Linked DNA regions of Homo sapiens: region 2 is linked to region 1. A link is an interaction called in ENCODE POLR2A ChIA-PET data of the cell type or tissue named here. Cell type or tissue: IMR-90. All regions are shown on one strand. Each heading gives the region's core, and the rest is flanking DNA. Links, peaks and the distances in the headings are about the cores only.

The links. ChIA-PET counts read pairs that join two places held together with the same protein. Peaks named below come from ENCODE experiments on the same cell type or tissue, not always from the same donor. Only the 100,000 strongest peaks of a DNase experiment are listed, where the experiment ranks them.
Region 2: POLR2A ChIA-PET joins it to region 1 with 22 read pairs; 2 of 35 experiments call an interaction of 5 or more read pairs at or near these places.

Annotation. Positions count from the first base shown.
Region 1 is chr2:156,311,561-156,327,665 of GRCh38, forward strand. NR4A2 (nuclear receptor subfamily 4 group A member 2) reads right to left here. Exons shown (of 8, transcript NM_006186.4): 6 at 15,158-15,360; 7 at 14,590-14,768; 8 at 12,877-14,440. The coding sequence ends at 14,184. Among named protein-coding and RNA genes, the nearest start is that of NR4A2, 13 kb to the right of the region's middle. In IMR-90, for the core only: a CTCF peak has its summit at 8,726; a DNase peak (open chromatin) is centred at 9,031; H3K4me3 peaks cover 2,215 bases; H3K27ac peaks cover 631 bases.
Region 2 is chr2:156,010,261-156,026,365 of GRCh38, forward strand. It overlaps LINC01876 (long intergenic non-protein coding RNA 1876), which reads right to left. Exons shown (of 4, transcript NR_110250.2): 2 at 14,206-14,347; 3 at 12,412-12,557; 4 at 10,275-11,639. Among named protein-coding and RNA genes, the nearest start is that of LINC01876, 240 kb to the right of the region's middle. RefSeq lists a silencer at 11,163-11,363. In IMR-90, for the core only: no CTCF peak of the experiment used is centred there; no DNase peak of the experiment used is centred there.

The sequences.
Region 1 (16,105 bases), core at 4,856-12,855:
CAGCATCTTCTCCACTTAATAAAACTGTCTAGTAAACATCATTCATTGACTTTTACTAAGACAATGCAGTTTTTAAAACTGATTATTTTTTAATAGATAATAATAATAAATAAAAACACTTGGGATCTCTTACAGCAGAGTAAAAAGGTACCATGTAACATTTTGTCAACTTGAAACTAAAATTATGTGGAAAGTTTTGGTATAACATACACCTAATAGAAATTTAAAGATAGTACAAATAGAACCAGTTAGATATAACTGACCATAAACCGTCACATATGTACTGGCTAACACAACAACAATAATCCTTTAAAAAAAATAAAAACAAACGTTGGGATTTTTTTTCTTTTTTTCTTCCAATCAGTACAGTAAATGCAACAGAATTCAACGTTCACTACCTAACTTAAGAGAAAATATCTATGTGCACCTCCAAAATGATACCTCACTGTTAGAAGCTTAAATTATAAGTACAGGAAGTATCAGTTCAAATAAAGACAGACTATAAGTCAGTACTATCATGGAATCATACGCAGGATCCTATCCAGAAATAATTACACTCAGCCTTCTGCAGCATGCACACCCTGGAAGCCTGCATATGTTGGCTTCTCAGCAGCCTGACAGCAGGCAGTTTCCAATTGCATGGAGAAGTGGAGAGAGCTCATGTTAATGAGATTCTCCTTCTGCATCTCTCTACCTCACATACTGCATCTTCTAGCACAGGAAAATCACTCTCCTACTACGACAGAGAAAGCAGGAGATCCTTATGGGCCTTCAGTTCACTTACATTTTTTCTTTTTCTACCATTAATGTTTTTTAAGGCATTTATGTTCCTCCTTGACACTAGAAGAAATCTTTTCCTTTGCTTGGCTTCTAAGATAGGATGGTTTGTAATATCCTTTCCCTCACTTCTATGCTTATATAACTTAAAGTGGCCACTTCATTTCATTCATTCTTTTTCCTTCCTAGTTGAGCCATGTTTCAGAAGGACAAGACAGGAAAAATAGTAATCAAGGACAAATAAGAACACTTCTCACTTCTTTTATCAATTTGATAGTGAAGATTGTCCCATCAACATCATTATGAGGACAATTGCTTCATGAGAGGAATATTTTATTAAAAGAAAACATTAGAATCCTCTTATTACACTGACCAAGCTAAGATTACCCTACTATAGAATATATGGTTGAGAGTACATGTAATGCTAAGAAGAGCTGGGAAAGCAGGAATGGTCCTATTTTTAGGACAGCTTCATTTAACATTCACTCTGACCTTTATTGGAATGTGTCATATTTAATTTAAACTACATAGGAAGCTCCTCACATTCTAAATTGAAGTAAACTATTGGGTTTTCCTTTCTTTTCCTCCTTCTCATCTGAAAGTTTTCCCAGTAGTGAATAAGCAGTTTCTTTTTGCATTTTGAAAAACAGAATAATAATAAGCCAATGCAGTTTACCAATTCCTCAAAATTGCTTCCATTATTTTTTATAAGTAACATCACTGCAAATTATGTTTTCATAATCTACCAAATTATTCTTTACTTATTTCTTTCCCTGTACCTCAAAGTTATTGCCACTTTGGACCAATCTAAACAATTCATCTCCTACCTTGGTATTTACACTCTTCAAGTGATCATACCTGGTTTTCTTGTCTCTCCTCCCCACTCTGCTGCCCGTCTTGTTTGGGTGAGCAATACATAATTGGTTCTTTTAATCTATCCTCATAAGTCAATTGCACCAGCCCCTTAATCATTTTTGTTGTGCTTCTCTGAAATCTGTCCAATTTGTCAACATCGTTCTGGTGCTGGGACATTCAGAAATGCATGCAAGATTCTGGTACTGCCTCATCAATGCTTTATACAGAAAAAAGATGATCACCTCTCTTTTTCTCTTGGTGAGAAGTCTCTGGGCATGCAGCTTCAAAAGCATATAAGATTTTTTTTGCTATAAGTTTATACAAAATATTTCCAGGTAATTTTTTTCTCTAGCCTTCATTTCAAGCATTATCATTTTACAAATATTTCTCTTGAACTCATACTTTGTATTTCAAATTTGTACTGAGATGTGTATTAGATATATTTGCTTTCGTCTTTCTCAGCTGAGAAATGCTTTATTTTTTCCATGTATGCCTGACCTCTCTTTGTGCCACTGTATTTCTCCAGCACCACCAAGATCTCGATTCAGTTTCATTTATGAGTGTAATTAATATGATCTTTGCCCATTATAAGGGTTATTAATAATACGGTTAAATAAAAACCTTATAACAGCACCCCCACTGAATCACTCCACACAAGTCAGCTTATTGCAGAATAACAGTTCATTTTATTTACGGTCTCTCAACCAATTTTCAGCACATGTGACAGTGGCCATGTTAATATGAATAAGATTTGAAATAAGGTTTTCTGAAACTGTATCACAGGTTTCATATTCCTTTTAGTCACCGGTTTTGATCAAAAGGTTGATAAGTTTGACTGCTGTGGTTCAGTCTTCAATTTTGGAAGTTACTGTTATTAGCTAGAGGAAAAAAAATGATTAGGCTATTCATAGTACCAGAAGATTGATTTCTCTAAGTAAAAGCCATAGGAACACAGACTTTTAAAAATAATAAGCATTCATTGTAAAATCATATACATTTAATAATATGCCTAGTTTCCATATTTATGGTCCTGTTTCACTAAGTTATCATCAAAATTTATGAATATGTCCACGTAATGCAAGTATTTGTATTCAAGTAACAGAAAGGAGGAAAAGTGCTTATTTATAGCTTCTTGTTTATAGTACCTGCCTTTCTCTCATACATTGCTACTTGCAATCTAATGAATGATGCATTTCTCACCCACACCAAACTTTCCTATAATCATCAAATTCTATAACTATTTTACATGATGCTACATTGGAATGCTTATTTTGAATACATGTTAAGGGAAATTAACTCAAGGAAAGACAAGCACTTGATTTTCTTTTTCTTGCTTTTCAGTTAAGTACAGACAAGGAATGTAATGAATGAATCAACAGTACATATTTTGATGAAAGCAATGTTGAGCATACAAAACACTGCACATTCAAGAAAAGCCTTGCATTTTTCCTAACTCATAACATTGAAAATGAGATTCACAATCTTGTTAGTGTCAGACTATAATCATTCACATTGCTCTACAAATCAAAATAATATTTTTAAAAGAGCAGCACTGCACTTTCAATGTTAAAGTTTTATGTTGTTTTGTGTTTTATGAATGAAATTTTACTCAAGAAGATCCTCAAAGGGATGTGAGAGACATTGAGGCTTTGTTAGTCAAGAACAGAACATGAGAAGGTACTCTTAGATAGTGCATGCAAGTTGGTCTCTTGATACCATTTGAATTGTAAGAAGCAATTAAATACTTCTGCTTACTGAAAGTAAACTTATGCTATCCTGGTCAAACCCCAGGCCACAACTGCTACATGTGTCATGGAGGTGATGTGTTAGTCTCCAGGGAAAGGGTACAAAGGAAAGTGCACATAAAACTTCCGCTCCAGAGGAAAAGAGCCCTGACACCCTGGACAAAGAAAGTTGCCCCTCTGTCCTCCCACCTGAAGGTACAGTGCTGTCCTGGCATGTGACAACAAGTGGAGATTAAAAACAGGAGAAATATCTGGGACAAAAAAATGTCAAAGCCTCAGAGTCACTTACAGTCTTAAAGAGAATAACATTTAAAGGGAAGCCACATTATTAGTAACATGGGCTTTAAAGAGGGAAAAGGTAATTAGCAACATCTTAATTCTGAATTATGAAACTTTCAGCCAAATCTATCATTAGTCAAGTTAGGATAGAAATTAGAATAGACTGTATAGCATTCGGTTTTATCACAAAGGAAAAAACGTGATAGTAAAAGCTTTTCAATCAAAATTTTTGCCTTTTCTAATACTCAAAAAAAGTAGTATCGTAGTCATAAATTTGAAAAATGCTTCACCAAGGATTAGTTTTACACTCACTTATTGAATTCTACCTAGAGAATTAATATAGAAGATGATACGAAAGGAGATGACCACAGTATCAAACATATATCCTATTCAGTGAACACTATTGACATCTGATTCTACATATACTTAGGTATGTATTTTTTACATTATATTTACCGTCCACCCAGATTTTCAGTTCAATTGACAATTCTTTACTAGGGACCCTTTTGTCCCTTCCAAATATAAATGGAGGACAAATTTAAATGCTGCTCAGACAGATTTTTAAAATCTATATTCACTACCCAAGATTCAGGTGCACAAATTCCTTGGCTCCAGAGAGCATAATCATTCCATAGAATTGCTTTTCCTTATTTACTAACTGAGGACCACTGCAAGTTGGAGATATGTGGCACTTATCGAATATATTTTATCATATATTGCTTCTTTTAAAATCAAAATTATCTTTTTTATGAATTCCTCTTTTATGCTTATAGTGTAAAAATCAATAGTAACCTAATTCATTAAAACATTATTCGCATAAGTAACAAGCAAATCATTCATCCAATAAGCAGACTTGGAAACCCCAAATATAAACACCAAAAGCTGAATTTTAGTAAGAAAATATGCACTATTGGGGAAAAAATGCAAGACAGACAGAGCAGTGCACCATACATAAAATGTCAAACATGTCAAAACACTCATGAATACCAACATCTCCCACCACACCACGACCAATTTTAAAGGTTATTTAGGGCTCACACATCTACAAGTGCAGATTTTACAGCAGCGGACTTTATTTTTCTCAGATATATTAAAAATAAGTCACTGATGTGTCAAATGTTTTCTATGTCATTTCCACACATGTGGCCCATGTAGAGAATTCTGCCCAGCATTTCTGAGAGCAGGACAATTACACAGAACACAGACTCCTGGCACCGAATAGATTCATTATGGATTTGTTAGAAGCTTGTTTTTAACTGTATCAATTCAGTATGCAGGGAGGATAATTAGTCAAAAGACCAAGAAAGCAAATGTAGCTATCTTCATTCCTCAAAAATAGAAACCCCTGTTAGGGTCTCCATAATTCAACTTTTCAGAACTTCATTTCAGAAAGACACTTTGAGAACATGTCACAAGGCTTCCTTGTCCCTAAATCACTGATTATGAATTATTTCCGGATAACTGCAGACAAGTAAGTCTTATAAAACAAGAAGCATAACACATGCAGAACATACTTATCCTACTTCCAGCCCTCAGATAAGTGAAGCTTAAATTAAATGTCAAAAGACGAACAAAATCTATTGTATAAGCAAACAGCTGATCTAAATCCACTATGTTTTGTCTGTCAAGTATGTATATTCTAATAAATTTTATAATATAATAAGACTATTTTTGCCACCCTTTGACCACACCAAGTTAGATGCAGACAGTCTTCTGAATAAATATTACTCTCTGCTTGACTGTCTAAGCAAAATCTATTTATACCATTTGTTAGACTGTGAGAGTAGCTCTTAAGAAAATGTTAATAACAGCTAAACACTGTCTACCACAAATATAGAAGAAGTAGAAGAAAGAATAAAAGGTTCATGCATAGCCAGCTTTTCATTTTTACAAAGTGGCCTGCTCAGGACTGTGAACTAACTAATATGCAATTTGGTTTTCCTGATAGGAAACCTAGAAGCTTGCTGAAAACTCACATGATTAATATAAGGGAATTCAAACAGCTTGAGGATGAAAAACAGTTTTCTTTTTTACTACTTTTAATATGACTTTCTCAATGGCATAAACACACGCAGCAATCATTCCCACTCTTTTCTTGGGCAGCAAAGCAAGCAACTCAGAACTCCTTCACCCATAAACTACGAAAAGCAATGAAAATAATCCCTTCTTTAAAATTTCAGCGAGAAGAAGATTATGCTATTATCACTTACCCCACTGTGGTTTCAGGTCAATGCTCCCCTCCAGAAGTCTGAACATGCCTGAAGCAACATCCTCAACTCTCAGCAGGTGAGAAAATCTTTAGTTAGTTTCTGGAGAAGCAGAAAGGTACAATCCTTCTGGGACAGGCAGTGCTAAAGCAAGGCACTTGTAAGTTCATATCCTGGCTCTCAGTTCGAATTCCAACTCTTCCATGTACTTATAGGCCAAGATAATAAACGATACCTCTCAACCTCATCTCTTCATTTGTAAAATGGAAATAACAGTGCCAACGTCATATTTGGAGTTGAGATGATTATATGATATGATATCTGGAATTGCAACATGTAGTAGACAGAGTTATTGTAATGGAGGAATGTCAGAAACCATGGAATGTGTCCTCCGTCTGCCACCTGCTTCTGCCCTTCACAATGACCCAAATCTTTGAAGGAGTCCACATCACCCCTGCCTAAAGATTGCAGCACCTCTTAGGAAACAAGCTCTCTGACTAGAATGGAATTATAGGAAATGCAAGTTTCCATGCCAATGATTTTGTTCCTTTTGACTCCTTTATGACACCTTGAAACATCTGTGTGGTCCTCATTAGCCCAGAGCTTCCCATACTTAGAGCCACACTCTCCTAACATAGTCTTGCTATGGCCTCTATATCCAACTTTCACCTTATACCTACCTGCCTGCCCAGCACCCAGCATCCTCCATGTGCCCTTTTTATTCACTTCCATAGATCTCTTCTTACTTTAAACTCATTCACATTATTGTTGGCACCCTGGCCATTTTAGTCCTCTCCTTCTCATCTCTGCCTTCAACTCTAGGACTCTGATTAAATAAATCCTCTAAATTGCCTCCTCCTCTTCCAACTTATCAGTCCCTGCTCACCTGATCATTCACAGTATGGTTCATTATCTTTATCCATCCCTATCTCTACCCATTTCCCCCAAAAGCTTTTGCTTCCTCCTTCTTGTTTGGCAATAGCATATAAATGAGAAGGCCTGTGACATGGACAATGGGACATTCACTACCATCCCTTTTCTCTAGCTTTCCTCTATGCCTTTTTTGCTGTTCACTCTCTTCCCAGGTACCAGGTTGCTGAGGAAGATGAAAAGGGGGTGGCTACATGTGCTTATGTGCTTGTCCCCCTGGCCCTTCCTTATGACACCCACCTGGCTTCAAGCAGATAACAGGCCAGAGGATAAAGAGATACAGAAGTCCATTGGAGTGGTGACCAAAAACGAACAAACCAGAGTGAAGAAAGAGGACTGGCCAGAAAACCACAGTAGTAGGCCAGGCATGGTGGCTCACACCTGTAATCCCAGCACTTTGGGAGGCCAAGGCAGGTGGATCACCTGAGGTCAGGGGTTTGAGACCAGCCTGGCCAACACTGTGAAACCCCATCTCTACTAGAAACACACAAAAAAGAAAAAAAAAAAAGCTGGGTGGGGTGCCCGCACCTGTCAGGGAGACAGAGGCTGCAGTGAGCTGAGAACACACCACTGCACTCCAGCCTGGGCGACAGAGCGAGGACTCCATCTCAATCTCAAAAAAAAAAAAAAAAGAAAAGAAAAGAAAAGAAAGAAAGAAAAAGAAAAGAAAAGAAAACCACAGTGCTGAGATTCCCTTATCAGTATCTCTCAATAAAGGCAGCCCTTTCTCTCACTTCATGTACAATTGGTCCTCAGTAGTGACACTATCAACCTTTTTAACTGAGACCCCCCCATAAATATATTTCATAGTGTCACCCAAGAAAAATTGCAGCAAACAATGCTTAGACGTCTTATATTTTTGCTATCCTGCAAAGCCCTCATAATTTCTATTCTATTATTCTTTCATTTCTTTAGAAGAAAATTCTGATGGCAACCCAATATAATATCTTTGAAAACCACTAATGGGTCAGGACCCTCAGTTTGAAAAACACTGGCCTATTTGCAGCTTATTGATGAGGAGTCCTCTCTCTGTCCTTACCCTTCTCGAAATCCCAATTTAATTTGAGTCTGTCAAAACAATCCTCTTGTCCAAGCTTCCAGAGCCAAGAAATTGTGGTAGACTCAATCCCTCTGGAAGTCCCTCTAGTACCCGATGAAAGACTTCTCACACTCGCAGCAGCCGCCCTCTACTGTACCAGGGACGTCTCTAGCAGAAACTTGGGCATTGTATCTGCTAGAACGGGTGACACATGTCCTGGAAATCCTAGTTTATCTAAACACAGGTTGAGATAGAAATAAGAAAAAATGGGAGTGAGAAAGATTAAGTGTGGGAAGAAGAAATGAGGAGAAAAGCGTTGAAGTTGAGCTCTGCTAGGATCCAGGTGCCGGCTCGGCGCTGTGTCTAGTTAAACTCGGCGCGACAGGGTTCAGCTAAGCCGAGAAGAGGGCAGCGAGCGGCCCGCAGTCAGCATCTTGTAGAGAAGAAGGAGCGCTCCCAGCCGCGGGAAGATAAGCGTACAGGCGGCCCCAAGGCCCCTACAGGCGCAGCCCTGATCTGGCCACTTGACTAGACGCTCGCTCCAGCGCTCGCAGGCCTAGGGCTCATTACATGCGTTGCGAGGAGACCTGAAAGCAGGGCGGGAACGCACAATCTATCTTCAGAGCTTTGGGTCGTGAGCACACGTGTGGAGCATGGTTGTGGCATGGGCGTCTGGGCCCCTCTCCTAGACCTCCACGAGGTGCGGACGCGCCTCTGCCCCGCCCTTTTGTGCGCCCTCACCACTAGAAAAAGAGTTTTCCCCAGTGTCGCGTGGGAGGTCGCCCCAGTCCAGCTCAGCGTTCCAAGAGACCAGAGACTGACCGGAAATCGTTGGGTGCAGGGAGAAGCAGGAGACGCGCTCCGCCTCCTGTGCTCGTGCCCTAGCGCAACAGACGCGACCTAGAGGCGACGGCAGCCTGTTGCAGCCTTCGCCCTGAGGGTGGGGGGCGGGGGGGTGTAGAACAGCTGAGGAAGACGCAGGGAGCAGCTGGGGAGGAAAGGGAGGGACACCGAGGAAACAAAGTTCACCCAAGTGAATGCGTCCTAATTGCTCCAAGGCTCTCTCCGCAAAGTCTACGACTGCAAGCCGCAAAGTCAAACTACGTCTCCAAAACGCAGTGGGCAGAGCAGGAGGGCTTGTGTCTCCATTTTCGCCGCAGGGCGGATCGCGGACACAAGTCCTCTCCAGTAATTCCGAAGCCTCGAAATAAGACTATGCTGGGAGGAGGGGTTGGGGGGTGACTAATAAGAAGGCGTGGGGGTGGGGGTGGGGAGTACGCGGCAAGAACCCTGCTTTCTGGAATTCTCCCGCCACTGTCTGCAGGGCCCAGAGCGCACTTCGCGGCTAGGGAACAAAATTGCCGCTCTCTTCGAGCGCCCCCAGCGTGGGGTGGGGCCCTGCTTTCCCGCGTCAGGACCGCCCCACCAGGCGCCCTCCGACGGAAGCTGGACTTTTCCTAAGGAAAGGCAAAGTCAAAGTCGGAGGAAAGATCTTTCTTGCGGCCCCAGCTGTCGCTCCTAATGGTCTCGGGGAACATACTAAAGGAAAATGACTTTAAATCACAGTCTTGCCATCCTAAATAGTTATGTGCAATATTTTGGTTTCTAGCAAAATTTAAAAGTAAAATGGGGATTTCCATATGTTCATTTTATTATTAAAAACGAATTACTAAAAAGTGATGACCTGTTTGGAATTCATATCTTGCTTTACGAGCAGTCAGCCAGTATCGACTGAACACAATAAATGCAGGGGTGCGAAACGTGATTGCTCGGGTTCGAGTTCTGTCGGATGCACCGATCTAAGCAGAACCTTTCCCGAAGACTTGGAATTGGGTGCGCTTTTTTTTTTAAGTTGTGGCTGAGCCCTATGGGGAAGAAGGGTTAACTGGGCGTCGGCTGAGACCCCAAACCCTCTTCCTCCTCCATGAGACTCCAAAATTGAGTCAGTCCCAGCCCATAGTTGCCTGGGAAGCTTGGAATCCTGAGAAATTCCGGGGTGCGGCCACTATGCAAGCATTCCTATTCTGACAGCGGGGACAAATGGAGAGGGGACCTTACAACCTCCTTTGGAGAAGAATATATGAGAAACTCACTTCCAGACCTCTATTCAATAGTGAAAATAATACTGAGAAAAAGTTTTAAAATCTCCAAGAATAGATACTCTCCTTTCCCCTTCCACCTTGAGGGAAACGGTCTCCATTTTTGACCTGGATTTGAGAGCATCGGGGCTTGAGACAAGCGCGTCTTCCACAGAGAGAGGCGAGGCCCAGGCAGGGAGCCCCCCAGCCTTTACTCTCGGCACCTCGGCGCTGCCGCGCGGCGGATACAAAAGGAAACGGACGAGCGTGCGACGCGAGGCGGGGAACTGGTGGCTCGAAGACGCGCAACACGCGCGATGCCTAGAAGTGCTCTGGTGTCACTCCCCTGTATAGGACCTGGCGAGATGGAATTGTATCCTGTACTGGAAAACTCTGTGATCAAAATATTGCAATGAAATTAAACTTTTCCCTCACAGATCTGTTTGTATCTTGGAAACATTTCTGCAATGCCGACGCCTAGGTTTAAAATACAATTAGATAATTTGATATTCTCGGTGACGCACTGACACCGAGAAAGCCAAGAGATTCTCCAAACAAAGTGAAATTGAACCTTCAAATGACATTCTTAAGTTTGCAAGAATATCTATATCTCCTTGTTGTGCTCCTTGCATGCGGAGAACCAGTGGCCCGTAAGACTTATGACCGGTGTTTTTTAGGGGAGGAGCCACCTAAACTATCTAGGAATGGAGTCCAGTGCCAGAAAGAAATACACAAGGTCGTTGGGTGCCGCTGTCACTGCAGGGCGCCATCGGCTCCCTGGGCCTTACATATCTCTCTTGTGAGAATCAGTACCCCAAATACTCTCTCTCTCTCTCACACACACACACACACACACATCCACCCATCCACAGCGGAAGGCCAGCAGGGCACCGAAAGAAATTGTGGCGGTCGCCTGGACCGCAGAAGGCAGACCTCAGGAAGGAGCAGGCGACAGCGCTGCTCACTGCTCACTCGAGCTTTGAATTAAGGCCATCTTTCCATAAACTCAAAATGGGGCTAGATAGCAAAGACTTAAAATTAGACCTTCCCTCAGAGCTGAGAACTGTATGGTCATGTCTTCGGAACAATGATCATATATTTTCCATTGCTGGAACGATACACAATAACTGAAATGCTTAAGAGGACGCGGGAATACGAGGGCGGTATGAAGCCCTCATTACAAAGTTTAATCTCTTTCTGAAGAAGGTAATGCAACGTCTGGCTTTTGGCAATGCAGCGTGTCTGCTGTTTTTCCTCACTTTACTCCTAGAAACATTAGGACAAGAAAAGTCCTCAGCTGCATCTGGAAAGATGCAGGGGCAATGCATGCGACGCTCTTCACCCGAGCAACTCGGTGCGCGGCCGGCCGGGAGTTTGACAGCGACTCTGTGAAACAGAAAAGGCACTAGCCAATTTGCAACTTAGGAATCACAACTGAATGTTCCGCGAGCCGGTGCAGTCGGCACGCGGACATGGTGGAGGGTCATCTCTGCCTCCTTTGACCCCAAATTCCCGGGAGGCGAACTACCCGACACCCCCTTGGCCTTGGGTGTTGCGCAGCCGCTTCCTTAAGGGAGAACCAGTCACAGAGTTCGTTTCTGGGTTCAACTCTCGGGGATTGTGTGACGGAATGTCATTGTCTCAGGGCTGCAGACACCTGGGAGGGAGATGAGTGCTGAAGGCTCTGCAGATTCCCAGCATTTCTAAAGAGCTTTTCTCTTTCGCTTTACTTACTGCTTTGTGGCTTTACTTGGGCATAAGATGTGAAAACAAAATGATATGGCTAGTCTCATCCTTTCAAGAAAGTCAAGAAATTGAACATTTCGTTATTATTTAATCTCTTATGTGGCCACCCTATTTGTCCCTCAGTTACCCGGAGAAAAACGCATCTCGTAAAAATAACCTTATATTACCACCGACACCTGCATTCTCTCTTTTTGCTGACCCGCAAAACGTGTCTTTTAAAAAGAGGGGAAACAAACAAAAGAAAACCTGAGCGCTCTCGTGGCAATTTACAGTTCTAACTCTGCATTTTAAAAACAATAACACTCTTCATAAATTTCAGTGACCCAAAGGCCATCTGTAATTCACTAGGGTCAGCGAAGGAGACCGTCCCCATCTTATGCTCTCTATGAATTCACAGCTGCCCTAAGGTGAAACTCGTTGGACTTCATTTGCCCAAGGACAAGGGTTCTGAGTGGAAGCAGCTTCTACAGCATCAGTTTCCTTTCTTTTTTGAAAGTTGGTGCTGGGTGGAATCCTAGAGGCCCGGATACAACTTGCTTATACTAGGCCCAAGACCCAACACATAGATATTTTATCATGTACCTGAGAAACTTACACGGGAGAAATTCTATTCTAAAACTACAAATTGCACCTCATCACCATCCACTGAATGAGGAAAATAAAGAGTTGTAAGAACTACCTCTACTGAGTTCTGCTCTGTGCCAAAGTGACCCAAGGCCCAAAGGGCCTGAACTGCTTTGCCCTTTCTCCATGACCCAACAGTTGTAAATTGAGAAATTGGAAAATCGGAGATTACATACAACACTCCTCAAATCCATGTTGACTTCTTGAGTCTTAAAAAGATACTTCCTAATCACTGTGCAAGACAAGTACTTGACTAGACTCTGACCTTGCTCAAGTTCAAAAGCTTTTGGGTCTCCAGAACTTCTCTCCTGAAAGCTACACTTACTTGCAAAGTTAACAGAAGAATTGAGATATTCTAAATTGATCCTAATAAATATTGGTCACCAGACTGGAAAATTCTGGTTAAGAAAAAATATTTTACTGAATTATCTGCATAATTATTCTGGTTCACCTGATTTCTTTTGCCAGAATAGATTTAGGCTGTTTAAAATTCAGATATTGAATAAGTGACCTATCCCAAATTAATCTCCAACTGTGTATGTTATGTTGCTGTTTAGTCATTATTTTTTCTGACCCAAAAAGAAGACAAAATTCTGTTCATTTACATGGTTTATTGTTGTAAACATTAAAATTGTCTTTCTCAAAGAAAGAATTTATCAGAAAAAAAATCAGCATCTCTAACTGTCATACACCATAGAAAAAAAGGCAGTGACTCATATCATGTGCCATACTAGAAATATACAAAGAAAAATACTACAGAATATGGCAATATTAAAATTCTTACTCAAACAAAATAATAAATTAACTGACAATTTTAGACATAAAAAAAATTCAAAGTGCTCAGTTATTTCCAGGGAGTTATGTATATTATAAGCACTCTGGAAACAGTCAAAAGCTGCTGCATGCAAGTTTTGTTTAGCTTTAGACAACAAAATAATCAAGATATAAACTTTCTTTTTATCAACATCAACGGTACATACAACACTTACAAACAAGGAATGTTGGACGGTGTTACAAACACTATGTGTCCCTTTTGTCAGGATTTTCTGATGTGTAATACTTGTGCCCACCTATTTTACAATTGAGAAAATGTTTAAGCTCAGATAACTACCAATCTTTATAAAATCTAACAGACTACATAGTGTCTGAAATACTATTTATATAATATAGACATTACTGAAGTAGCAAGTGCCTATAACATTTTCAACCTAGAATCAACATGCTTGTCCCTTTTTTATGTATTTATTTTCTTTTTTTTTGCAAACACACTTATCTTTTAGAATTTGTAATATTTATTCATAAATAGGCACAAAATAATTTAAAAAGCCAAACTGCATTGGGTAAATTTACAAGCCTTTGCCTTCTTCAACTCATGCCACCCACGCAACATTTAGTTTTACTATATATTACAGCTTTCTTTACAGCAGAAAACTTTGAAGTCTTGTTAAAGGGCAATACTTGTGGGTCCCCTTAAGATGTGTCTCTGTGTGTGTGTGTGTGTGTGTATGTGTGTGTGTGTTACATTTGTCTGAACTGCAACAACCAAGCATGGCCAAACATTTCCCATTATACATTATAGCAATCTTTCTTCTGAACAACAAACTGATTTTTAAACTGAGAATAAAAAGTTTATACCACTGTATTGTGTGTAGTCCATGTTCTAAATCCAGGATGCCCCGGAGCCAAAATGCCCTTTCAGGTTCTGCCTGCAGGTTAGGAAATAGCAACAGTTTTTGTTTGTTTGTTTGTTTTCTTTAGGGATCAAGGGGGCTAGGAGGGTTACAGAAATGGGGGGCAGCTTGAGCTGAGACTGCTCACACGGCTATCTCTGCCCATGTGACTTGCCCCCTCTTGACAGTTTCCATTATCATTCCAGTTCCTTTGAAGTGCTTGGGAGGAGGTCTTAGAAAGGTAAAGTGTCCAGGAAAAGTTTGTCAATTATTGCTGGCGGTGGCACCAAGTCTTCCAATTTCAGGTAGAAAATGCGCTGTAGCCCCTGTGTGCAAAGGGTACGAAGTTCTGGGAGCTTCCCCAACAGTTTGGACAAATAATTGGGGCGGTTCAACCCCCCATTGTTGAAAGTCACGTGGTCTTTGAGACAATTTACAATCTTGTTTTGCAGTTCTTCCACTCTCTTGGGTTCCTTGAGCCCGTGTCTCTCTGCAGAAAACATAATCAGAAACAAAAGAAGAATGTACAAGACAGTTAGCTAGTTGGCAAAACCAAGGAGAATCTGTGACAAGGGAAACTCAGGACAAATCCTGCTAGGCAGTTCTGGAGGGGAAGCGCCCTGCGCCTGCAGTACTGACCTGTGACCATAGCCAGGGCAGCAATGCAGGAGAAGGCAGAAATGTCGATGTTCATATTCTGCAAGTTGGAGGAGAATTCAACAATGGAATCAATCCATTCCCCAAAGCCACGAACGCATTGCAACCTGTGCAAGACCACCCCATTGCAAAAGATGAGTTTACCCTCCACTGGGTTGGACCTGCAATTAATACCAAAGAGAGAGAGGGGAGAAAAAGAGAGAGAGAAAAGCTAAACAACTAATTACTTGAAGAGCAATAAATGAGGGATTTAAGAGTCACCTAATTACTGAAGAGTTAATAAAATGTAGACCAGTGGACCTTGAAAGGGTTTAATTTCATAACAATCAAGAACGCCCCCTATCCCACCTCCATTCCATTCATCCAAGGCTTCTGGGCTCGCTTCTTCTCGTCTTTTTTTGTTTTCTTTCTTTTTCTTCCTTTCTCCGACTTCCATTTCCTATTCTGTCTTTTTCTCTACCCCACCCTCTGGTTTCCCTTCCTCCCTTTCTTTTCCTTTCTTGATTTCTCTCACAGCCTCCCTGGATTGTCTCCCTCCCTCCCTTATTACCTGTATGCTAATCGAAGGACAAACAGTTCTAAGAAAGCTGATTCAAAAAGCAGGTCTTGGTCGGCTTTGGGCAGGTCTGCGAAGCCAGGGATCTTCTCTGCCCAGCCCCGGATGATCTCCATGGAGCCAGTCAGGAGATCATAGAATTGCTGGATATGCTGGGTGTCATCTCCACTCATTTGATAGTCAGGGTTCGCCTGGAACTGGAATTTCATTTTAAAAAGCACTTAATGAGGTTCTCTAAAATATATAACCCGTGAAATTGCTAACCCCGTTTCTAATAGGGGAGCCAGGTTTTTATAACAATTAAACCTCTCTCTGACCAGTAAGGAAATTAGATGTTCCGGGGCAATTAATTCAATTAGGGATGGTGCTACGAGGTCGCTGCTTTAAATATGTAAATTGCCATTTCCATACAGACTAAATACAGTGCCATCCAGCCCTGGGAAACGTTCACTCTTATCTCCACAAAACAATTGACATGTTAGTATTCATGCTAGTCCCAGAGTGGGCCTCGAGCTGAGACGCCCTTTTGCAAATCTTAATAAAATTGCAGTCCCTACCAGGTTTGCTCAACATACTTCCTCCAATTAAAGCCCGCATATTTTTCACAGCTGGAGTAAAAAGGATCTGACCACTTGATCCCCCACCCCACTGGCATTCTTTACACCCTCTCCTTCCCTTCCCTGACCCCCAGACAGGCCCCCACATCCTTCCCCAGCACAGTGCCAGGAAGGATGAGGATTAAAGCATCTATCTCTATGGAGGACTGGGAATAAAGTAGATTGGGAAGGGGGAGAGTTTGCACAGCCCCTGGATTTCATGGTAGAGGCACTGGTGTATATGGAAGAGGAGGGGCGATGGGGTAGTGGGGTAGTGGGAATTCACACAGCTTCAAACCCTGTGGCGTGTCCCTCTCCTCCTTCCTCCATCCTGTCCTCATGTCTA
Region 2 (16,105 bases), core at 3,561-11,560, 300 kb before region 1:
AAGCCCAATTATCTGTTCATTTCTGATGTTAAAGCATTTGGCAACTCTCAAACAGTCTCTTTCTTCCCTCTTTAAATTTTTACAGCCAAAAAGCTTAACTCTGCTTCTCTAAACAAACAAGCAAACAAGTCCTTTCCCTAAGGAGAATTCCTGTGTCTCCTGCAGTCAGTTTACCCATTACAGTGTGTAATTAAATCTGCATATTATCAATATTACCAGCTTATAAAACAGTTTTGCATAGAGGTTAAAAACCCATTAAATGGCTTTGGGCCTGTCTAGAACTCCTCCCTCATCAGCTGTGCTGACCACTAAAGAGCTGAGTCTCCTCTTCAACCTTCAAGTTCCTCATCTATGAAAGATAAGCCATAGAAGAATCAATTTCATGGGTTATTGTGAAGCTTATGTGAGGTGTTTATTTAAAAATATTTACCAAAGTGCTTGGCTCATATTAGGCCTCAAATTAATTATTTTTATTAATAGTATTTTTGCCAGTTTGGTGCTTAAGCTTAATAGAAACATTACTGTTTTTATAATAATTATAATGCTTAATAGTGACAAGTATACATATAGGAATACATAAGTGTACTTTAAAAATCAATGTTTTTTCTTTATGAGATCAAAAAGCTATCATAAAATTAGAATAAAATACTATACTTGCACCCTTGCAATAACAAAAATATTAACTAAGATAATCCTAGCAACAAAAGTGTAGGGTACGTGAAGGAAGATTCAGGGAAAAAGCCAACTTGGGCTGTTTCTCAATCAGAAAACAACATTGCCTAGATAGCCAATCACCACCCACGATAGATTCATAGTTCTAAAGTAATTCTAATAAAATACCAATAGGTTTCTTTTTTCTTCCCCCTCCCCATGTAATTACTCAATGAGTTTACCTTGCCCACTGCCTAGACAAAGCCAATTTATCAAGACAGGGGAATTGCAATAGAGAAAGGCTAATTCACACAGCACCAGCCATGCAGGAGACCAGAGTTTTACTATTACTCAAATCAGTCTCCCCAGCCATCCAGAGATCAGAAATTTTAAGGATAATTTGGTGTATGTAAGACAGACAGCTGAGAAGGGCTCCAGCTGGCCTGTGCACTGGGAGAAATGCACACTGGGGTGGAGCTACAGAAGTCTGCACCATTTGCAGTGAGGAGGAGCCTGGCCCCTCTTCTTCCTGTATGGAACCTGGGATTCAATCTGTGAGGCAGGAAGCCCATGGGCATGAAGCATACTCTCTCGATTCTCTGAGTCTCTGTTTCCTCCTTTTTTTTCCTTTTCAACCAAGAAATCCCATTTTTTCTCACTCTTCAAATCGTCTGTGAGCCTAAATTTTCATGGCTGTGTGACAAGGACCGCATTTTTAGGTGAACTAAGGAAAAGTCCCACAACAGATGGGGGAAGGCCAGTGAGTCAAGAGTGCTGATCAGTTGGGTCGGAGATAAAATCATAGGGAGTTGAAGCTGTCCTCTTGCGCTGAGTCAGTTCCTGGGTTGGGTGCCACAAGATCAGATGAGCCAGTTTATCCATCTGGGTGGTGCCAGCTGATCCATCAAGTTCAGGGTCTGCACAATATCTCAAGCACTGATCTTAGGAGCAATTTAGGGAGGGTCAGAATCCTGTAGCCTCCAGCTGCATGATTCCTAAATCATACTTTCTCATCTTGAGGCTAATTTGTTAGTCCTACAAAGGCATTCTAGTCCCCAGGCAGGGAGGTTTGTTTTGGGAAAGGGCTGCTATCATCTTTGTTTTAAACTATAAACTAAGTTTCTCCCAAAGTTAGTTCAGCCTACACTCAGGAATGAACAAGGACAGCTTGGAGGTTAGAAGTAAGATGGAGTTAGTTGGTTAGGTCAGATACATTTCACTGTCTCAGTTATAATTTTGCAATGGCAGTTTCACCCACACCCTAGTCTCTCTTTTTTTTTAACTTCAGAAATTTATTCTCAATTTCATCTCAAAGGCTAAAGGTTAATATAACATAAAAACTCTTCAAAATATTGTCTTCTTCCTGAGAATGACTTGTTGACCTTTAGGAGGTATTAGTTTTTCTGTGATACATATTTAGGAAATAAAGATGCTCATAACTAATAACCTTACTTTCCTCTTGTCAGTGAATCCAGAATTTCTAAGTTTGTTGTTGTTTAAGACAGTGAAGAGAAACAAGATAGGATTCTATCAGAGTTCCTGGCACAATTTGTCTACCTAACTTTTTCCCTAAGAGTGTTTTCTTTTTCCTCTCTCACCCTCTTAATAAGAATGTTAAGATCCTGAAGTTTTATAAAAGACAACGTGTCTTAGTATTGGCATCCTTGTATGGTGGAATATCTCTAGGCTGGAGAAATGTATTCTATTCAAATTCCAGCCCTCTTTTATTTTGGCATCAAAAGGCATTTGTGTTTTCTGCAGCAAAAATGAAAAATGATAGGACCACCTTTTTACTGTTTTCTCCTACTAGGCAGAGGGTTCACTCTTGAGGGCACACATATTTTTTTTTTTCCTTCCAATAATGCCATTTTATTTTTTAATAAACACGAAGTGAATGTTTTCTGAGAGGAGAAAGACATGGCCTCAGAGAATTCTAATACTGACTAGGTTGTTTATCTTCTAACCGAAAATGTATTTATTGTTTGCTGCACCTTCACTCAACTTGCAGTCTAAGTTTGAGAGGGGGAGAGAGACAGAGAGAGAGAGAATTGATTAAGGAAGAAGATAGGAAACTACAGGAAGGAAAGTGTTTTAGGTCATCGGTTCTTAACAGCCATCTTTTCTGCCATATAGAAATCATAAAGGAAATAATTTAAAATTGGCAAACAATGTCAATCTTTCTAAAAGCTTATTATGTTATAAAGAAAGTCAACCTATATATGAATAAATGGAGTTAAAGAAGAAAACTCAACCTTAGTTTTCTTCCTCTGTCTTTATCCTCTTTATCATCTCCTAACATTGGACTACTTTAAACTTTCTTGAAAATTCCTTCTCTTTGATTCTCTGACCTAAGTAAAGTTACCTGGGGATGACCTCTGTTTATCCTGCCTTCTTGGAAATGTAGCCATCTCCTAAAGTTTTGTCCTTAAAACTCTTCTCTTCTCTTTCTGCACTCTTCTATTCAAAAAACACAATCATCCCTGTTGGCTCAATTATCACACTTAAGGAAATTTACTCCTAGATCTGTCTCTTCGTTCCTGATTACAATTCCCTAGTTGCAATAACACACTCAACATTTGTGTGTTATTTTATATCTAGACTGTTTTCCAGTTTCTTAATTCGAAAAGTCAGATTCATATTTTTTATCCTTTTTTACCCTCAATTTTATAACCAGTTCCCAAATCTCAATGCTTTTTGCATTGCACGTTCCTCTTCCCATTCTTATTGCCACCACCCGGTTTGAACCTTTTTTACTCCCTACCTTGATTGCCAGGATCACCGGTCATGTCTTGCCCTTCCCCACTAGTATTTATCCATCCTACACACTGTGGTCAGCTTAGTTTACTGAAAGCATTACTGAGATCCACTCCACCTAAAGAAATCACAATCTCCACTTTAAGATCCATTTGAAATTCCACTTCCTCCATGGCATTTTTCCTCTGTATACACACTATAATATCTTTATAATATCTTCCTTCTTTTACATCCCGTAATATTGAGTGTGTTTTATGTCAGTTGCCTTACCCCTATAGCTATTTTTGTGACAAAGCAGATAGAAAAAGAGAAATTCAGAACTTTTCAAAAAACCAGTATCACAAAAATGAATCTATGTCTCTCAATGTTATATTTTGCATCCTTTGCATATGTAAACTTTCAGAGTATTAATTTGATAACTGTTTTTCAGCATTCTTTGAATTCTTCATTCACTTGAATGTTACACATTAAGACTGAACTCTCTTAATTATTCAAAGACTATGATATAAAGTAAGATTGACACCTTCTGGGAAATGGTAATCTGGTACAAAACAAATGTAACTAGAAAGAGTGAGAGACGACATGGAATGCAACCTGTATGTACTATTATAGTTTTGTGAACTTTGAATTGGATTTCTGAAATAAAGCAGCTCACTTTTGCATTATCTGGAACCTGTCCAAAATGAAACCTCAACGACCTGTGATTCCTCAAGGCCACACAAAAGCCCAGCTCTAATGATGAACAATAACCTCCATTCTTCCTGTTTCTTAGCCTACTGTCACTGATGGCTTTTTAAATGGCTGCAAAAGTGACAATTACCCAACTCTCAGAGAAAAAAAAAATGTACTGCCAAATCAAGGGTGTAGCTAGCTCATTTATACAGATTAAAAATATCAATATTCTTTACCACTATTTTTCATCTTGCCCTATAGATATAGAATCACCCAAAAGCTAGCGGCCCAAAAAAAATTACATCATTTTTTAGTATTTTCATGGTACAAAATTGTTCTCATATGGCTGGTAATCTGAAAGATGGCTTATATTTAAAAAGAACTTCAACCAGAAATTAGCACATTTGGAGTCCACGTGACCATGGTCACAATGTTGAACAGCTCTCTTGACCTTATTCCCCACTTTTTGTTTTCCCTAAGGAGAAAGAAGTATGTTAACTTAGTTAAGTATTCAAATTAAATATCTTAAGTGAAAAATACTCAGGTCTGACTGGAAGAAAGAGGAGATTGAGTAGAAGGAAGAGATGACTTATAACTAAATTTTTGTATGCACAGTATGAAAAACAAAATGAAGTAATGTCAAACCCAGTGACTGCATGCTTCATAAAAACAGTGCTATCTCTCTTCACTTCAGTGAAAAGAAGCTTCCTCGAGTTACTTAAATGATTGGAGGCAAACATTTTATGGCAAAGAGAAGCTTTCAGCTGGAGGTTTAAATCCTTTAGATTTTTAGAACACATGAAAGTCTGAAGTAATCTAGAATAAACCAAAGCAGCATCTCTCAAATTCTTTTCTATAGTTTGTTTGTTAATAGGATCTCTTAAACTTTTGGAAATCCCAAATAACGCTGTCAAAAATTTGAATATTTAACTCACCCCACAGATTAATATTTTTGAAAATATTTATAATTAATAGAATGATCAGACTTTTGCTACATGATCCATAAGGTAACATCAGACTTAAGTCCTAGAACATTTACTTAAGTAATAAAGTTGAACTGAACTTCACTCCTAGTAGAATTCTTGCTTAAAAATAAGAAATAGCTCTCCTCCTTTTTGCTGTCTTCTAAAACCCACTCTTAAAGCCACTTTGGTTTGTTAACTTTCATATCATGTATTCTCACTACAGCCTTCAACACCTGAAAAATTAGTGGAAGAATTTGACTGATTATAGAGGCTGTTTTCCTTGTTCCACGGCTTGTTCTAAAAGGGATACTCAGCAGAACTTGCATTTTTTTCTTTCATTTTGTGCTGTCTGCATGAGTAATTACCTCCCTGATTTCTGAGATGCAATTGAGTAGCTTCCACATTAGAAAAATCCAAAGATTGATAGAGCCATCTCTCCTAAAGGATTAGACTGCTGCTGTAATTCCACGGAGTAGGTCATTCAAATAGCAACATGCTACAAAGTTTAATTTATCTGGTTTTTAAAAGCTAGATATTGTTACCAATTCAAGGGAAACTGGAAAGGTCTCATAGGTCTTTTATATAGGTGATGATCTTTTATATTCTCCTGCAGCATTGCTTCCTGTCCTCACGGAATGTGTCATCCCAGGAGATGACCAAGGTTCAGAGCTCACTATTTTGAAAATAAAGCATATGACAATTAATTTATTCATCTGTTAATTATAATTTCTGAATATCTGTGCTGATAACTTCAGAGCAAGCTGAAATCAACAGTGAAAACTTCTTTGCAGTATTTGAATTATGAAGAAGCTTTATAACCTGCTTCAATAATGAAGAATTACTTCTTTTAAACAGGTGTCATCGAGTCAGGTAGCCTGTCATGGCAAAATAGCATAGACTGGTGGCATAAAGAATAGAAATTTATTTCTCACAGTTCTGAGGGCTGGATATCTGAGATCAGGGTGCCAGCATAGTCAAATTCTGGTGAGGGTTCTCTTCCTGGGTTGCAGATGGCTGCCTTCTCACTGTGTCCTCACAAGGTAGGGGGAGAGAAAGCTATCTCTGGTGTGTCTTCCTCTTTTATAAAGACACCACTTCTAGCAAATCAGAGATCCCTGTCTTTATGACCTCATTTAATCTTAATCACTTCCTTAATGGTCTAATCTCCAATACAGTTATACAGGGGGTTAGAGCTTCAATATATGAATTTTGGAGGGACACAATTCAGTCCATAACATAGTTTGAAGAAAAATAAAGAGCCAGTGAGAATTCACACATTTATATGCATAAAATCTGTACAATTCCCAATTCATGTTATGTGTGAAATCTGGGCTTGGGCTCTGGTTCTTTTCTTTCTTTCTTTCTTTTCTTTCCTTTTTAAACTAATCAGTCTGGTGGTCCCCTGTATCAGGCAGGGTATCTGGCATGCATACTACAGAGATTGCAAAAACCATTACAAATAAAATTATTTGAGCTAGCCAAAGAAAACTGAATCAAATTTTGTTTATTCCCTCATAGTTTTCAAGTTAGCTTGTTTATTATGTTTACAAGCTTATGTAATTTGTTGCAGATGTTCAGTGGACAGTTGTGTAAGCATTCACTGTTAGAATACTTTTTCATAAAATCCATTTTCCAAATGTCTCAATAATGACAAAAGACCCCCTAACAGAATATTAAGCCAGGAAATTCATCTAAACATCATAACTGTAATCATAAGTGGTACAAGCTGTAGTTGCTGTCTGATTAATTTTGGCTCAGTGTAATGTTGCTGGAATGATTATTTTTGACTCAATTTTTTTCTCTTTAAATAAAAGTAAACACCAAAGTGAAGAGGATACAGGAAGAAATGGTGGCCTTTTAAACTAAATTATCAATAAAAGCAATGAGTTTAATTCTCAGGTAATCTTACAAAAATGTGCTATTTTCTAGCAGCAATATTGAAAATAGACTCATACTTTCTAGATAAAATGACTGTTTATTCATTTAAATATATTTTTACTCTATTGGCATAGTTGGGTACATTTGTTTAAAAAAGTTTTCTGTTATATCATTTATTCTTGGCTTTTAAAACTAGTTCTGCACCATAGTCAGTTTAACTGAGAAGCAAGATCTTTGTAAGTTCGCTGCACATTTAATTAATAGAAATCCAACCTCCCAAGACAAACCACAGATGCTGTACATATTTAGCAGGGTCTTCTAACCAGCTGCACTAATCTGGGCTGTAACACTACCCTGTAGCTAAACATCTGGACAGAGCTAGAAAACAGAATAATAAATAGTTTTAGATTTCTTTGAGACAGATGCCTACAGGTGACATCACAAAACATAAACATGGAAATAGAAACAGAAATATTTGTTGCCTGATACAGTATTACAACTGGAAAGACAGGTCATGCAAATTTCTCAATACTGCCCTCAACAAATTTGACTTAAAACAACACCATTTTCCATTTTATAACTAGCTGTCAGATTGCATAGTATAAAATCTTAGAGTTCAAACAGAGATGAGGTAGTACAGTTATAAAAATTGCACCACATTCTGAAAAAGCTAAAGCACTGGCTCTCTTATGATTTAGTACTTATGTTAGAAATAAATTTAACTTCCCTAGAGAGCATCATGTCAAAAAAAATGCTCTTATATCCTAACCCTTCCCATTTTATTAGGACACTATTGAATTCACCCTAAGACTGGTGAGAACTGGTTGGTTCTTTTAAAGCTTCTATCAGAGGGGTAGATTTTTCTAACTGTACAGAATTTAATAGGGTAGTTGACATTAATTTTTTTTCATTTTAACACAGTTGGAAGTTGAAAAGACTTCTATACCAGTTGCTTTGAGTATCATGCTTCCAGAGTAGCCAAACAACTTCTCCTTGTTTTCAGGGTAGATTTAAACTTCTTTTGATGATACAGAGAAATAATAAAGAATGTCTTATCCCTAATGGCAAATTTTCATTGTAATAGATAGAAATTCGAACTATAGTTATACAATAGACATATTCCTTCTAGAAAGGGATTAATTGTAAATATCTCTCCCTTTCTCAGATTAGAAATCAAGAGCTATCATACTCAAATAATTTAAGCCTAAAATAAACATAGCCAATGCATACACGATAGGTTATTTGAAAACTTTAGTTTGATTCTGCAGGAACACTATACATTTAGAAAATAGTTCTTATCTCCCTGGGAACTCATAGCTCATTAATTAAGGTCTCCATGTAATCCTAGATAAAATGTGATAAAGTTTTATTTTTTAATTCAGATTTGTCTTTCAGTAATTTGGAATAAACATTCACAGTTCAGAGTTCGTTTTTATCCTTTCAATGTTATTTCAAATATATCTAGAAAGTGAGCCTTAAAGGCTTTCTCAGGAATGCAAACTTAGATATCAACATTCATGGAGGACAATATTGTTCTCTTAGGTTCTTAGACCAAGGGTATTTTTTTTCCTATCATATCTTTTAGAAGATTTATTTGCCTCTATATTCTGATAAAATGGCTGTCTTCATATGAAAAAAAAAAATTTAGAGGTTTTTGAATGTTTATTATCCTTTCTATTGTAGGATAAAATAGTCAAATATATGCTGTTAAGAATTCACAACATCGCTATAGCTGAAAAAAACAGAAGTTTACCATTTGACGATGAGAGAGGAAAGAATACCCTGAAAACTGATAGTTTACTGAGCATCATTTTTACCATAATAAAAAGGTAATTAAGTTTCATAAAGTGTGTTTAGAATGGTATCAAATGAGGAAAAAGGATTTTCTCATTCTAATGTTCAGTATCCTGATTGAAAGACAGCCCAGGGCTTGGGGAATAGAAGAATCCTGGAGAAACTTCATTAGAGGATAAGGTCATATCTAGACAAAAACCAATAAATTAAAATATAATAGGATATAATTGTACAAAAATAGAAGGATAAATAAGCTGAACATAAAGACATGGATTAAGAAACTTGTATTTACTTCATTTATAAACACATTTATGTGTATTTGTATATAACTATATAGCTAGAAAGATGGGTAGATTAATAGTTATATAAATATATCTATCTATATTCACAAATCTATGCATATATTTTTTCCAGGAGCAAAAGTCTAATATTTGATAGAATATTTCCTCCAGATAGCAAGAAACAAATCCTACTTCTACAGTGTAACACCTTGTTATTATTTTACGTTTATTTCAAAATGCCTCATTGTAAGTATATTATGTAGCATACTCCCCAAATTTTTGCTAAGACAGCAATATGTAGGAAAAATTATCTTGTCAGTTTACTCTGTATAACATACTTGACTCAAATTATTATTTGGAAACTATTCAGCCCAGATAACAATGCGTATGGGGTATCCTCAATAATATATTTATATATTTTTAAAACAATTAATTGGAAAAGATTGATATCAAAATTGTGGGGTAAGGGCTATATATAGTACAATCAAAACATTACATATTATATATACACATATATACTATAGGTACATGTATATAATACACATATGTAATATATACACACAACACACATATGTGTACTTACACGTATAATTATGTAATATATATGCCTAAATAATATATTTTAAAATCATATATTGTCTATGTAAAATATAAGTATATATATTGACATGTAACAGGATGGATTAGGCAAACCCAAGAGATCATCAAATGTGGAGAAGTCAAAGGTGAGTATCCCCCACTGAGTTACCTCTCTGATTGCTCTGCTGCTCCGTGAACACATCAGGTATGTTGCCACCTTGAGCCACTGGATTTAGCTGCTCTCTCCCTGTGGAATGTTCTTTCCCCATACAGATGCACATATTTCTCCATTAACTCTTTCAAATCTCATTCAGGTTTCAACTTGTCAGCTTGCCATAAGAACTTCCAGGCCCCCTATTCAGAATTGCTCTTCTACACCCCTAGTGCTTGTACATCTTGTCCCCTTAGTTGCTCTAGGTTTGATTGTTGTGGTGGTGTGGTTGTTTTGTGACGGTGATTGTAAACTACTTATTACTTTTGTTATAAGTAGTTTAAATTAAATATAACAACAATCATTGTAGTAGTATAATAACTATTCATTGTTACTAATAGTTGTAGTTACAACTAATAGTTACTGGGATTCCCCCATGAAAAGAGGACACCTTCCTGGCCTGAGGCTGTGGGGATTTAAGACATAGAGATGGCATATACTACCTTATAAAATGTAAATTCACTGAATTTTTTGGATAAAAAAAACACCTCACATTTTGACAGCACTTTATTCCATTGGATCATCACAAGATGGAGTTAGGACAGATATCATCAGTCTTCATTTTTCAGATGAGGAAACGGGATTTAAACAAATTAAGCTTTTCAAGGTCAAATCTCTAGTAAGCGAAAGAACTAGGACTATAATATGTCTCTGGCTTTTAATCTAATGCTGTTTTTTCTAAATCATTCTGCTACCCTTACATCAAAGCCCAGGTCACAGCAACTCTGATTTACTGAGGGTACTGATACCAAATTGAGGGCAACCTGAAGCAACACTCATTCCAATTCATTTCCAGTTTGTACGATTCTTTTTCCCCCACTAGCTTTAAATTTCATCATTCTCTCCAATAACAGTAATAACCAAGATTTATTGGGGACCTACTCTCGACCATCATTATACTAGTTTTACATTGCACTGTTTCATTTATATCCCATAGTATAGGAACCCAAGAAGAAGAACTGACAGAGAGAAAAAGAAAGAGAATGAGATTGTGTTTACTCAGACTTCTTCCAGGAATTCTAATAAATCAATTGACTGACTAGGTTTCAATCATTCACATTTCTATTCTTTCTAAATGTATCCAAGATGCAAAGATATCTGCTATCTAATAGGAAAGTCGGAAATCATTCCCTCTATTTGCACTCAGAACAGAATTTCTTAAGCCTAACAGAAAAGAAAGTACATCATTTATGTCCCTTATTTCATAGGACCTCTTCAAGTCCCAGGAGAATGTTCTGTTCATTAAGCAGTAAGCCTGGGGTTATTGGCAAAATTTCACTAAATCCTTCCACATCACTTACTGCTGGCACGGATTTCTGTGCAAGAGAGCACATATTCTCCATCCTGGTGAAATGCCTTGTACTGGCTAAAGTGCAAACCAAATTTCCTGCATCTTAACTCCTGAGGGGAGTGCCTCTCCTCATCTTATCACCTATAACCCTACACTCAATTTCCTGGTCCAACCCTCTACTAGATCTGACTCATAAGGGATTAAGGAGAGGATTGAATAGAGGCATGCTGATCTCCAAAGGAACTGAATTTACTTCCTGCATACTAAAATCTTACTGTCATGCTTTATTTTCTGAAGGGATTTTTCCTCCAATAGCCTCAAATGAGATTGGGAACCCTTCTCCAGAAACTGAAAACTAGTTTTTAGCCTGTTAATTCACAAGTCACTGGAAAATCTGGTTACATTACCTGAAACAAGCCAAAGGCTATCACCAGCTTCATCTTAACTAGGTGGAATGATCACCAAAGATACCTGATCCAAGAGGCATTCCAATAATCTCTCCCCAGAGTGTGACACGTGGGAGGGGCAGTGCTTCTCAGAATCTTTGTGCTTATAAAAAGGAACTAGATAAAGAAAAGAAACTAATTAAACAAAGCAAAAACAAACAAGGCAGCAAGGGCAAACACACTGTAATAAAAGATAACAAACAAGTTTTTTTTTTAATGCATGGGTTCAAGGATTTTTAATGCACAGATTTAGAAATTAAGGATAATTGATTCTAAGACACACCTTTTTCAGTTTAACATCTCTAAAATCAGAATCATAGTGGTACAAAAAATAAGGTGCATCTTACAATGAAATAATTTATGTTGCTATGCTCTTATACCTAAGAAAAATAATAGTTATCAAATATCTTACCAAATTGTTTTGAGGTGACTTTCAGCATATAAAGAAAATTTCAAATATCTTACCTATCAGAAACTGCCTCAGAAAAATAAAAACAGAATCTGGTTTAGGAAAAATAGTTTTTATGCTAAAATTGTAATAAGTAAATTGAAGGCATTAGAACAGGAAGCAAAATGCTGGGGAGGTAATTAATGATTTAAAGTTTCTAGTCTGACTGGAAGCATTCATTCCACACACTGAAGCATAAAAATTATGTTTATGATTATGATATTATATCAGAAAATAATAAATGTATGAAAGTTATGTTTTATAAATATTTTAGATAAAATGTAAATATTACAATATAATTTTCCATAGAATTCTTATCTTAGGAAGTTGAATAGAGGTCAGCTTAAACCCCTTTGATGAAAAATCTTAGGGTAAACCAAAATACTTGTTCTATTAAAATGTCACCAATACCAATATTACTAGAGCTTCTACAATACTTACTGTATTATGTGTTCTGACCCAGGCATCCGTCATAAGGAACATGCTTGTGGGGACAATCTCCGCTAGATGCCAGCAAGACAATTTTAAGAGACTCCAACTTACTCTGGGGATGTGGTATATTTGTCAGTAGACTCAGGCTCAGGAATCTGCATAATGAATAAATATGTGGGATTTATTAGCATATTCATTTTTTAATAAAAGTACAGTCAATCCATGTAACAGTAAAGGACTAAAAGTAGAATTAGATGATAGAGGAAATGTGGAGAAGGTATAGCTGGTTGAATAGTGGTCTCCAAAAAAATATGCCCAAGTCCTAACACTGGCACTAAATGTGACCTTACTTGTAAGTCTTTGTAGATGTAATTAAAGATTCGCAAATGAGATCATCCTGGAATTAGGGTAGGCTCTCAACCCAATGCCTGGTTTCCTTAAAAAGAAGGGAGAGATTTAAGAGATAGACATATAAAGAAGTCCATGTGAAGACAGAGGTAGAAAGAGGTTGGAATGGTGCAGCTACAAGTCAAAGAATGCCAAAGATTGCCTGCTGCCACCAGAAGTTAGGAAAGAGGCATGGAACAGACTCTTCTGCGGAGCCTTTAGAAAAAAAAAAAATCTCTAACACTTTGATTTCAAACATCTCACTTCCAAAACTGTGGAAAAAAATTAATTTCTGTTGTGGTAAGACACCAAGTTTGTGGTAATAGGTTACAAAACCTCCAGGAAACAAACACAGGAATTGAGAGTAAAAATGCAGACAGAGGACAAAATAGGGAGTGAAACAAAGTATTGTGCAAATGAGATGAGCTGGTAGACTACGCCATTACTTACCCTAAAAATATTAGAAGTGCTAAAGGTAAGTAGGTAGCTTTAGCACTGGCTGCATTTTTTTATGATAAAATAAGACTTTGTCAGGTGCCATCATATGATCTGCTCTTCAGTTTCCATTTCCAAAACAATAGGAAGTATAGCAGAAAGATTAAGCATATGGATACTGAAGGCTAAACTGCCTAGTTTCACATCCTCCTCCATTGTACAGCTTGTGTTTCATATTTGTGTGTTTGTTTCATCTGTAAAATGGTGATGATCATAAGACATATCTCAGAGGTGTTGAAAGGATTAGATGAATTAATATATATAAAGTGCTTAAAAGAGTAAAAGTTCTATATATGTGTTTACTTTTATTATTCAAGGTATTGTTGCCATCAAAGTTTGTGAATTCTCTAATTTTAACTCAACAATGTTACAGATCTAATGCACAGATTTAATTTTTGAAGTGAGCAAATCATATTACATTACAAAGAGGATGAAAATGAGAGTAGGAACTCCAAAAAGGAGTTTAGGAGATAGTGAGAGAATACAGAATTGAATCGGGGCTCTGTTGAAGATGCTGACTTCTCTGCTCTGCTCTGCTCTACAAAACAAGATACCAGCTAAGGCAGCACTGAGAAGGGCTTCCAGAAGGAAGCTGGGGCAGTCTAGGGCCATATGGTCACTTCACGGGTCCATGGACCCCCTTCTACAAAAAACATTCTCTCCTCCTATACTTTGTCTCTCCGCATCTGTAGTTTGAGATTATATTTATTACTTTTTTCCTATTTAGTTTTCTTATTGCTCCCTTTGTTGAACTCTCATTTTGATCCAGTTTCTTTATCTTCTCATGACTTTTAATTTATTTTGTATTTTCCTTTGCTCATCATCAATATTATTTATATTGTATTCACTTAGAAACTGAATGGTGATTTTTATCCCTTATCCTCTTAAATTGTTTAGAAGTAAATCTTATGTATCACATACACACATCTTATACTCATGCCTTTGCTTGGACCTTATGATGAAAATCTTCCCCGATTTTTTGAAGTATCTTCTTCACTCTTCCCTGATTTTTCCAAGTATCTTCTTCCATCCCTGCATTATGTAAGAAGACCATTCTTATTCACTGAAACAAGAAATATTTTACCACATTTTAAAATATTGCATGGCTTGGTAAATATCCCAAAGGGAGTACCATTTTTCTAGCAGTTTAATTCTTTTGAAAGTATCAACTACAGTATACTGAAGTGTTAATGTTAAAAGAGGCCTTAAAAAAATCTTTTGAAAGCATTTTGAAAAAGTGTAATGGAGTCCAAGTTAATTTTTTTATTAAACATTCATAAAAAAGAAAATGTGGAAGAGCTCAACCTTTTTCATATGAAAATAAGATTTAAGTAATTCAAAGTGATGATTAAATATGGGTATTAAGTAGATTGTAATGTAGTAGCAAATTTTTAAGTAAATTCTAATTTTTTCTGTACCAGATATCCCCCACAATTTCCACCCATCATCTCTTAACTTATGATAATATATAGATAATACTATAATCATTTTCTTAAAAATATTGGGCCATGTTTACAGCTTTAAAGTTAGTCACATGAACTAACACGATCTCTAAGACTCTGATATTTTGTGATGATTTAAATTTTGCATTAAGGCTTTCTCCTTGGTTCAAAATCTAACTATAGGACCAATGCAGGTGTTTAGTAAATCATCATCCAGCTTTTTAATATACTCTAACTTTTCATAAATATCACAGAATATTTGGATTAGGGGAAAGAAGGTAAGAAAAGAATAGGAAGGGGAAAAAACAAAAACCAAGTTGCATTCATTTTTACTTTGTGATCTAGCACAGTAATTATTTTGCCTACCTGTTGGAGGTGGACAGAGCTGAAACAGTTTTTTTTTTTTTTAATTTTGTTGATATTTAAGAAAGTGTATAAATTTAACCTTAGAAGAGGAACTTCTGTATGAGGTCTGGAGGTATGTGCCACATCTGGGTCCCACGGCAAGGGAGCAAGACTACACCACAGTTCTGTTGTCCCTGGGTTTGGAAGAACAACAGCTGCTTCTGTGAACATTCAAACCTGCTGCCATTTTGAGTAGTCTTCTTCCACACCTCCCGGAATTTCAAGCTCCTTAGAAAATGGTGCTTGCCATCTATACCTATGCAACAAACCTGCACATTCTGCACATGTATCCCGGAACTTAAAGTTAAAAATAAAAAAGAAAAGAAAACTGAAAAAAAGAGAAAATGGTGTTTGCTTTATGAGGCATATCAGTTGTGTCTCTATGATCAAAATTCTGTTAAATCTCAAGGGGCAAAAAGCAGTGAGGCTCTGGGAAAGTTAATGTACCTCTTTCTCCTTGTAGAGACTCCTATTTCTTACCTTGCTGATAGGCAACCAGTTTTGTGTGTTCTTGCCTCAGGAATTTTGACTTTTGTAATGGAGTAAAAGACATGAAAGATAATGGCAAGTGTCCAAGAGTGTGAGCTTAGAGGGAGAAAGCTTCTGAAGTCAAGAAGAATCCCTAAGACAGGTAAGAGGACGTGTTTTTAACTTCTGTAATAACAGTAATCATTCAGATATGTGTAAAACATATCTGAAGATAAGTTCCTAGCCATTGAAGTTTCAAGGTTCATAGAATCCCTGTGCCTCAAGAGTAGCAAAGTAGTTGAAGAGCTTGCATATTTAAAAGGGAATCTCTAAAGTTACCAGTGCAAGGCAATGATTGGCTCTTCCCTATATCTCAGTTCTATGAGTGACTGTCATAACCCTTTTAGGGAGGGTCTTATTATTCAGATTAAGTTTCCAAACTGTCTTATAGGAGGAGAATCTCAGTGTTAGAACTGAGTTGATTTTTAAGAAAATAGAGGGAAGCA